Linked DNA regions of Homo sapiens: region 2 is linked to region 1. Evidence: read pairs that join two places in POLR2A ChIA-PET (ENCODE). Cell type or tissue: Panc1. All regions are shown on one strand.

Region 1 (5,000 bases):
GGCACCCGGCCTCTCCACAAATTGGCCCAGCCCCTGCAGCCTGGACCCTGACACCCTAAAGCAAGTCACAGTAGGGGATGGGGGGGGGTGGAGCAAGGCCCCCCACTCCCACTCAGGCCTCCCCATTCTCTCAGATCCGACCCTTCTCTGAGCTTCACCCGTAAGGCTTATTCCACTTGTAACATTGTCGACTTCCAGACCAGGCCCTGCTAAGCCCTGGCCCTGGCGCTTGTGTCGGGAGCCATCATCATATTTTGTTGAGTAGGGACCAGGGAAAGGGGAATTAACTTGGCCACTGAAAGCACCAATAAGTTAATATAAATAGGATATCATAATAAATAGAAATCATGCCAGGTCAGACGCACAGCACGCTTGGAGCTCAGGGTTCCCTGAGACCCTGACCCTAAGTTCTGCTGTTCCCTTGCCCTGGGGACCAGAGACGGCCTCCAGTCCCCCTCAAGTACCTCTGTGTGACCTCACAAGGCCTCCCAGGGCCTCAGATGTGAGCTGCTACTCTGAGCTACCCCAGCCCCTTCTTACAGACCTTTACCCAGAGGAAGAGCCTGGGTCCCTCAGAACCTCTGCACCTGACTTAGCAACCTGCCCCTGCCCTACCCACCTCCACAAACCCCTGCTGCAGGTCCAGCCATCAGACCCTGGCCATCCCAGGCTGCAGGGAAGATCACGGGGAAGAGAACGAAGAACCTACCAAAGCTTTCCAGGCCTCTCCTCCTCCCAGTGTCTTCCTTCCCAGGCCTGAAGGTGGCTTCTCTGCCTCCCCAAGAGCCTGAATGCCAAGTGACCTCCTTCTGGAAACTTCTGCCAGATTGTTCCTATGCCCAAGTTCTCTGATCATCCTCAAAAGAAGACAGCCTTCCATCCCAGAGGCCCCTCTCTATCTTCCACTCATCAAACTTCTAGGGGACAAGGAGTCCTTTGGGATCCTAGCCCCTCTGGCCCACCTAAGTCCCAACCTAAGGGGCAGCAAAGGCACAGATGGTGATAATTTGCTGGGGGCTGGTCCACTCCCCTGGGCCCTGCTGTCTCACCCTGTGGTCAGGGCTCTTGTAGATGACTTGTGTAGTTTGTTCACTGCACAAAGTGAGCAAGGGGCCAAAGGGACAAGTAGAGGCAGAAGTCCAGCCCACGCTCCCCAGTCCACAATCTCCCAGAGGAAGGGGCACCTTCTTCTAGCTCCCTCCCTATGGAAGTTTCCACTCTGCTCAGCTTCATCACAGCCCAGCCCAGAGTGGAGTGGACTGGCCAGGCACCCTCGGGGTCTGCCAGCAGCCCCCATTTGGGTTTAGCGATGCCCTGGGCCCCAGCCACCCTTGGACAGGCCCCCACATCTGGACCCAACTCCTGAGATCCCTCGGTTCACAGCACACTTCAAGACCTCCTGCTAGAAGGCCTGGGCCAACACGGCGATGATCTGCTTATACTTCCCCAGGAGTTGACAGCCCAGCTTCTTCTTCTGGAAGACATCCTTACCCGAGGTGTCAGGGCCGTAGGTCACGTCCACATGGCCCACGTGGTACTTGCTGCACAGGCGGCACAGCACGTTGCTAAGGAGGCCTCGCAGGATGTCGGCGGTGGCGTTGAGCTTGCTGTGGAGGCTGAGGGCACTGGGGTTGAGGATCTTCTGGTCCCGGGTGATGTTGCCCAGGGAGGTGCCAAGGTACACGACTATGCGGTACAGCTCCACCAGCTTGGCCTTCTCCGTGCCGTTGGCGTGGAAGGGCGGGAAGTCCGTCACGTTGGGGCCACATAGCTTGTCCAGGTTGTTGGGGAACGGCTCCCCCTGGGCTGTGTACTGAGGGGCAGAAGGGAGGTGACGTGGGAGTCAGGGGTCAGTGTCCCAGCCCTGCCGCCAACCCTTTGGGCAAGCTCTTGCGTCTGTTTCCCCATCTAGCGCATGAGGACCCAACTCCTTGCCCTGTAAGCATCTGGAATTGTCATGAGAGCCAAAACTAATTGTAATGTGAGTGCCCTTGCTAAAGATCAAAGACTGAGCCATGCACGCAGTCATCATTATCATCATCATCATCATCACCACCCTAAGGGGACAGAAGGGAAAACTCGGTGTCTAGCCCTAGCTGGGGCACCACACACAAGTACTTCCATCCCTGCACTCACAATGTTCCGGGACGCCCCTCCATGCCCAGCACCCACAGCCCACTGCCTCTCAACCGCATCTCCCTGGTGCCTCACGCCCATTTCCCCTCCATCCCTCGCTCCCTGCAGCAGGACAATCACAAGATAAGAAGTGCCAGGTCCCCACCTTTGCACTCAGTTCTCCCCTTGCTAACTGGGCACCCTGGGGAAGCTTCCCTGGGGAAGCTTGGGCAGGAAGTGGCGGGAGTCTGGGGGTGGTTTAATCAAGCCCTCTCCCCATTCTCTCCTTCCAGCCCCAAAAGGTCCCCTCAACCCAGATCAGGACAGCCCCTAATGATATTTACAAGCCCCCTCCCTGCCATCTCCTGTCAGTATCCCAGGGGTAACTTACATAGAGAATAAAGAGGGCATTGGCACTGCCATTGAGCTGTGCCAGTTGGCTCCTGATCTGGTTCATGAGGTTGTTGTGACATGGGTGGCGTATGGCACAGGTGGCGTTGACAGGGGTGATGGGGAGGGGGCTCCCCGCCCCATGTTTCCAGTGCAGAACCAACAGCAGGGGCACAACTCCTGGGGACAGTCAGGAAGAAGCCATGAGTAGAAAGGCAGGAAAGGGTGGCCTGGGGTCATGGCACACCGGATGGGGGTCCAACAATGGCCGCATGGGAGAGGACTCCTGGTTCCCCCTCACCACCTGCAGCTGTCTTCCTGGGGCCTAGTCTTCACTCTGTCACTGCGTGTGTTTCTCTGTCTCCCTTTCTCTACCTTAGTTCTCCCTGCTCTCTTCTGGGATGACGTAAAGATGAGGGCAAGACACAAGCCATTTCCACCCAAAGGGTGCAGGGTCCAGGAGAGACTCCCAGCCATCCCACCCTTTCCCTCAGGAAGGCAAAGGTCCTAAGGCCCCCTGGCCCTCTGGCTGGAAGGCACCAGGCCCCAGGCCCAGCAGGCACCAGGAGAAAGGAGACCCCTCTCTTCCCACCTCCCGTGGTGGCCCAGGTTCCTCAGCAGCGCTTCCCACTCACTGGCCCATTGCAGCCCAAATCTCCGAAGCCAGGCACCCATGGGGGCCACGGGGCATGGGGGAGTGGGGAGGAGTCCTCGGTTGACCCTCATCTCCCTCCCAAACCTGCCACTTGATTCTGGCTCCCTGGGCCAATTGCCCCCAATTCTGCCCCCGCCCCCATCATCCTCTATCTCTTCCTTCCCTAGTGTCCCCTATCTCACTCAAGCTCACCCCATTTCTGCCTGGCTGTCCCCACTCTCCATCCCCAAATCATCATTCAAAACTCTCTGTTCCCCCAGCTCCGGACAGCCCCTGACTCCATGCCTTCTCCCGACTCATCCGCTGTCCCTTGTCCCAGGGGTTCCCCTCCCTCCTAACACACACACACCGGCTCAGGGAGGGAGAGGAAATGGTGCACCAGGAGAGAGAAAAGGCAAAAGGTCATAGGCAGTCGGGTGGGCGGGGAGGAAGGAAAGTGAAAGGTGACAGGAGAGCTGGGAGCTGTCCCGACATGTCCTGGTTTGCCCCTCCCCCAGGGGGGCCTGTTCTCCCGACTCCCCCCAGGCCCCCTTAGACGCTTTTCCAGGGCTCTGCAGAAGGGCACCTGAAGATGGTGGGGGCCGGGGTCAGCGGGCGAGTGAGGCTGGAGACCTCCCCCGGATCCCCCATGCTGGAACAGCGGGGACAGGGGCCTCCTCAAGTTCACTTCTCCTGGGTCCCCTGTTCGTCCCAGCATCCCAAGGCAGTGCTGAGGCCCCGGGGTGGCTGCGGGAGGGGGGCCACACCCCTATATCTCACCTAGCGCAGACCACACGCTTCCAGACACCAGCAGATGGAGGCGGCACCTGCTCCCGTCCCAGGCCGGAGTTTGCAAGCTGCTCGCCGCCCGCGCCCCTCCCTGGGAGCAGCCCGGGACCGCGGTTGGAAAGGAGAAAGCGGAAAGAAAGAAAGAAAAGAAAAAGAGAGAGGGAGAGTGAATCTGGGAGAAAGCGCAGAGGGAAGAGCAGCCAGCGAGTGTCCGGAGCGAGGAGGAGGAGGAGGAGAAGGAGAGGGGGAAGAAGAGGAGGAGGAGGAAGGCTCGGCGCCCCCTCCCTCGCCGCCAACCTGCCGCGGGGCGTGCGGTGCTTGGGACCATGTGCCCGCGCTCGCTCCGGGCCGCCACCCAGCGCCTCCGGTGGCTGCGCGGGCGCCCCAAGTGTTCGTGTGTCTGCGGCGGGTGGGCGTCCGGCTCGCGCTGCCAAGCGCCCCAAGTTGCCGCCGCGCCCCGCAGCGGGGACGCGAAGCCGGCGCGGGGCGGGTGTATTTACCTGCCGCCAAGACCTTCATTATGGGCTGCACTTCAGAGGGCCTTGGAGGAAACCTCAGATGCCGGCAGTTTTCAGAGGTTCATGCTCAAATGGGGAATTTGCCTGATTTATATACTGGAGCCTGTGTTGTAAGACAGAAACAGCTATATTTAGCCGGGATCCCCAGTCCAGGAAGTTGTTTGAGGTGCATCATAGGAAATTATGAATGGAAGAAAGTGAGAGTGAAGGGGGGGGACGAGTGAGGGGGGAGGGTGGGGAGAACAGACTTTTTCCCTCTTCTAAGAATTTGATTGATAAAATTATAATGAAGCCTTCGACAAAACGCCCTGTGGTTTTCCTGCCTGGCTTGTCCCGGGAGTTGTCTGAAGATGGGCATCGCCAGGAGGGGGCCCCTGGCCGAGTCAGCAGGGGTCCCAGCAGTGGGCGCCCCAGACGGCCCTGACTCACCTGGGTTTGGGGAGGTAGCGAGTCTGGACTAGCAGATGGAGACTGGCCCCTGTGCCCCCTGGTTGGGGGGCTTTAGGGGGGCAGTGGGAGGAGGAGGGCTAGGGCTTGGCTGAGAAGGAGGCTCC
Region 2 (5,000 bases), 540 kb before region 1:
CGGTTCAAGTGATTCTGCTGCCTCAGCGTCCTGAGTAGCTGGGATTACAGGCACCTGCCACCATGCCAAGCTAATTTTTTTGTATTTTTAGTAGAGACGGGGTTTCACCATGTTGGCCAGGCTGGTCTCGAACTCCTGACCTCAAGCAATCTGCCCGCCTCGGCCTCCCAAAGTGCTGGGATTACAGGCGTGAGCCACCGTGTCCGGCAAGAATATGAAAAGTTTTAACAATTTGTTGTTAGCTTTGAATATATAGAATTGGTCAACCTGGGCCACATAGAGAGACCCCGTGTCTACAAAAAAATTTAAAAATTAGCCAGGTGTGGCTGCACCTATAGGCCCAGCTTTTTGGGAGGCTGAGGTGGGAAGATCACTTAAACCTGGGAGTGTGAGGCTGTAGTGAGTCAAGATCATGCCACTACCCTCCAGCCTGGGTAACAGCGAGACTGTCTCAAAAAAAAAAAAAAGTGACAGAGTGAGACCATCTCAAAAAAAAAAGGTAACTAATTAGACTTTTTATTAGATGAATAATATAAACTCATTTTGCAAATGTAGATTGTTATTTTTAGTAATTGGAAGCAGTTTGATTTCCTCCGTAGTCTAAGCCAAAGAAAGCACTTTGAAAAATATTGGTCATTTAAAGCCGTCCAGGCAATATTTTTACCTAACCTTTCTATTAAAGACAACCCGACGCCCCCCCACCCCCACCAAAATAGTAAATGGGACCTGAGGTCAGAGGTCCCCGCTAAGTAGAGTTAGAATTACTAATACCAGAGTTCCAATGACTGATTCTAATGGTATTTTGGTATCGAGGAGATCAGTTGAATTCTTTGCTGTTTTTTCTAGTCTGTAGTGACCCTGCTGTAAATGCAAAGCGGGGGGGCCAGACCTCAGTGCTTCACTGTGGCATTTGCCGCCAGTCCCATCGGAGCCCCAAGTGGCTCATTCTGGCCTCCCTGCTAGCACTTCATTCTTTGCCTTTGGTCCTCGCCTGAGTGGGGAGTTCCTGACAGCTGTTCCCCAGGGCTGCCTACCCCAGAAGCCTTCGTGTGGCAGAGAGGATAAGGAGCCACCCACATATAATGAAGAGTTGGCAGTGAAACTCTGGGGGGAAAGGTATTGGCGAGAAGACTGCTGTGACTGTATCTAGTCCAATTTCTTAGCCGTCTGGGGAAGAGAAAGTCGGGCACCCGCATGTTCTCCGTCTCCCTTTCAGACAGCCCAGGCAGCGTCATCTCCAGCAGAGAGAGGGAGGCCAAGGGCTCCTCTCCCCCTCCCCTGCCAGGCCGTGTGGGGCTCCCTGGCAGCCTGTCATTACTGCATTATGGCAGGATCCTAGCCACAGCCCCAGCTCCGGTAGGGAGACCGCAGCTCGCTTCCAGAGAGATGGCTCTGGACCTCTGCGCCGTGATGGGAGCACCTGGGGAAAATTACAGGGCCGTTAATCTGCCCAGCAAGGACTCGAGCTGACTCGGAGAGGAACCCCCGCCGTGTCCTCTCCTGGTTTCCACTTGATGCCCATTTCTCACCAACTTGGCCCCAGAATAGCACCTGGCATTTTGCCTCTGAGCTGAAATCAAGACTTCTCTTGAAGGGCTCCGCAGTGGGAGCAGCCAGAGGCATCTCGCCCCTCCCCTAAGCCACACTTGCCCAGGGCAGAGAGGTGGAGGGCACCTGGCTCTTCCTTCCCCACAAGGGCCAGACCTTCCACCCCCTGTGAAGACAGTTGACAGTGAGGCCTCTGGGTACCCGGGGGATGTTGTCAGGATAACGTGAAAAACAGGAACAAAATGCACTCAGGTTTCTAAGAAAAGGGGTGTGGACCTGTCGCAGTGTTACCGTAACTTACAAGTAATAGACGCAGCTGGCCTGAAGAAAGGTGAAATCTCTACCATTAGCTGCAGGGGGAGCTGGGGAAACGGCACAGCTGAGAGGCTAAGAGCCCTCCCTGCCTCAGAACACAGACAAACCTGCGTTCCTGCTAGGCCACTGACCAGCCATGTGAGCCTACGTAAATTGTCCAGTCTATTGGGCACTGCAGTTTTCTTCACCTGTAAAATGGGAATTTTATAGGGTTTTGTGGGGATTACGAATGCCCAGAAAGCTCTAAGCACCTTGCCTAGATGTGAGTCACCACTTGGTACACGGTGGCTTTTTTTCTGATACTTCTTTTGGGGGCAGAGGGCAAGAGGAAGCAAAGGAAAGAGCCATAGTGACTCAGGGGATGTCACAGCTCAGAGGGATCAGGCCCACTCACGGCTCCCCTGTGGCCTCCATCCCCTCCACCTGCACCCTGAGCTTAATGAGCCTGCAGCTGGTCTGTTTGTCCAAGCCCATGTTTGCCCAGTGCCAGCTGCAAAGCCCGGGAAATGATAGATAACTCCGGGCTGGAGCTGCCTGCGAAGGATGTTCTCATTTTGTCCCATTAATACTGGCTGCTCAGGTCAATAATTGACTGGAGGCTCAGGGTGGGAGAGAACCAGGTGGGCCACACTGTGCACATGAGCTCTTCCCTGAGCCTGTGAGTACCTGGGCTGTAAAAACCCAACTGCAGACGCCAGGGAGGCACGGGAGTGACCTAATTTTCTCTTATCAGGCATAAGGAAGAAGTCCCATGGAGCCTTGCCCATTTCTGATATAAATAATGTCATTCCCCATCTGCCTGCTCAGGGAGGAAGGGGCAGCCTTTGATCTGAAGGAATTAAGTCGGTAAACAAAGCAAAGAAGGCTGCTGAGGTGTCCCAGGCAGGCACCTGCTGTGCCATTTACCCTGAGAGAGAGAGAGAGGAGTTAAATTTGGAGGAGTGGAGTGGACCGACAGGGACAGCCCAGCCTCAGGCCGGCCCTCCCCGGATCTCTGAAGTCTCCCTTTATCCCCAGCTGAGCCAGGCAGCGCCTCCCCAGGAACCCTGGCACACCCCTGCTGTGGCAAGCTGCGCATGGTGTCTCCATCCTCCCCAGCAGGGGCCCTCCTTGGGCCCTGGGGATTTTCAGCAGAGGATAATTCCCAGGGAATATATCTGAGAAAGTCAAGTGCTCTGGGATGAGCAGATTAGCCTGGAGCCCGGGGCTGGAGAGGAGCTCCACTCTGGGAGGACAGGGCCCTGTCTGTCCCAGCAGAAGGCAGCTCAATGGTCCAGCCTGCGCTTCAGGCCAGCTGGCTGTGGGCTCTGATCCCCTGCAGCTCTCCGCCTGTTGCTGTGTGGCCTTGAGTAAGTCCCTTCCACTCTCTGGGCTTCCATGCCTTGGCTATAGAAGGTCAGGTTTGGACCAGCAGAACTCGAGGCCCCCTTAGGTTCCAACTCCACAGACTGGTCCCCCGAGGTCCTCCAAGGCCATGTCAAGCCAGCTTCACCTTCCAAGGAGCCAAAATGGGAGTGACTGGCCCAGGATACCGCAGGAGTGGCTATGGCTACAGCCATGGCCGGGAGCCGGAGTGGAACCAGGTGCCCTGCAGGGACCCCAGCCTGGGGCCTGTGTTAGAGCTCCCACCACATCCCTCCTTTCTCTTGGACCCACTATCCTCTGGCACAAATTCGGGAGGGGCCACCATGCTGCCAGCCCCCGAGCTCAAGTGAAAGGCAGCAGGCGCCAGGGCGGGGATTGGCATGGCCACTCTGGGTTTTCCTCTTGAGCAACCAGGCCCAGCGCCTGTCAGCCCGGGTGGCAGAGGGGGGTGGCAGGAGCCGCAGCGTCGGCCGGGCCTGCTGTGACAGTTGCTCTGCCCCGAAACCCATGGGACCTCCCTTCTTTGCCCACGCCTTCATCCTTCCCCCTCCTCACTCGCCAGCCTTCCGCACCCAGCCCGAGTTCCTGAGTTCCTGAGGCTGAATCTATTAAGTCCTTCATATTAACCAGCAAAGGGGGAAACAACCCTCTTTCATCTTAACTGGAGTGAATTTGCATTAACACCTGGGGAGTTTTGTTTGCCTTGAGAAGGCGCATTGCTATTCTGAGCCGCACATGCTGTGGGGTTAGTGCAGTATCCTATTCTTTTATTAATACGGCTTTCCTCTCCTCCCTCCTCTTTTCCCATGGAAGGGGGAGAGCGGCTGGGGATGCCAGGGCTCCCCACATCACGTAGGAAGGGCCCCTGGAAATGCCAAGTTGGGAGAGCAGCTCCCAGCTGGGGCAGATTCTTCCCCTCAGAAGGTGGTGGGGGCAGCTCCCAGCCCCAGTCCAGAGTCCCCTCCCTGCTGTGTCCAGTGCATGCTGTGTGTAGGGTGGAGAACCCTGCAAGGCAGGGCTCAGGGAAACACCCCACCCTCAGGAGCTCCTCAGGGCAGGGAAGGTATGGGGAGGGGGACACCAGGGGGCCAAGAGCTGTGGATACTCAAGGATGACCTCCACTGGGCTCAGGGGCCCCGTGAGGTCTCTCCCCCAGCGTTACAGGGGAGCCTGACTTGGTGGCTGCTGTGTGTCTGCCCCAAGCGTGCTGCTTCTGACCCTCCGGTGACAGGACTGGTATTAGCCACCTTCGGTCCTGTCCAGGCTGGAGCACATGGATGCAATTTAGGATGCTCGAGAGTGCCTGGGAAATGCTGAGTCTAGGATGGGGGTGGGTTGGGCAAACCTTGGTTTTCAGGCCTCAGACCTGGAGATCAAGATCAAGGTTCTAGAAAGAGAGAAGTTTAAGGCAGGGGAGGGAACATGAAGAGTGAATGCCTCCCCAGGACCCCTCACCCCCGAACTCCTGACCACCCCGCCACCCTCCCCTCCCCTCCCCTCCCACCTCCTAACCACCTCGCCCCCCTCCCCTCCCCTCCCACCTCCTGACCACCCCGCCACCCTCCCCTCCCCTCCCCCCACCTCCTGACCACCCCGCCACCCTCCCCTCCCCTCCCCCACCACCTCCTGACCACCCCGCCACCCTCCCCTCCCCTCCCCCACCACCTCCTGACCACCCCACCACCCTCCCCTCAACCCCCACCTCCTGACCATCCCATGAGATGGCGAAGGGGAGAAAGGTGCAGGGCAGATGGGGGTGGGGAGCTGGGGCA

What was found. Peaks named below come from ENCODE experiments on the same cell type or tissue, not always from the same donor. Only the 100,000 strongest peaks of a DNase experiment are listed, where the experiment ranks them.
Region 2: POLR2A ChIA-PET joins it to region 1 with 10 read pairs; 1 of 35 experiments calls an interaction of 5 or more read pairs at or near these places.

What each region holds. Positions count from the first base shown.
Region 1 is chr22:30,242,249-30,247,248 of GRCh38, forward strand. LIF (LIF interleukin 6 family cytokine) reads right to left here and starts at 4,511. Exons shown (of 3, transcript NM_002309.5): 1 at 4,429-4,511; 2 at 2,507-2,685; 3 at 1-1,813. The coding sequence starts at 4,447. The coding sequence ends at 1,403. LIF-AS2 (LIF antisense RNA 2) reads left to right here and starts at 3,962. Exons shown (of 1, transcript NR_148946.1): 1 at 3,962-4,745. RefSeq lists enhancers at 1-56, 2,461-2,961. In Panc1, no CTCF peak of the experiment used is centred here; no DNase peak of the experiment used is centred here; H3K4me3 peaks cover 1,983 bases; H3K27ac peaks cover 5,000 bases.
Region 2 is chr22:29,699,518-29,704,517 of GRCh38, forward strand. No RefSeq gene overlaps it. Among named protein-coding and RNA genes, the nearest start is that of CABP7-DT, 18 kb to the right of the region's middle. In Panc1, no CTCF peak of the experiment used is centred here; a DNase peak (open chromatin) is centred at 1,917; H3K27ac peaks cover 675 bases.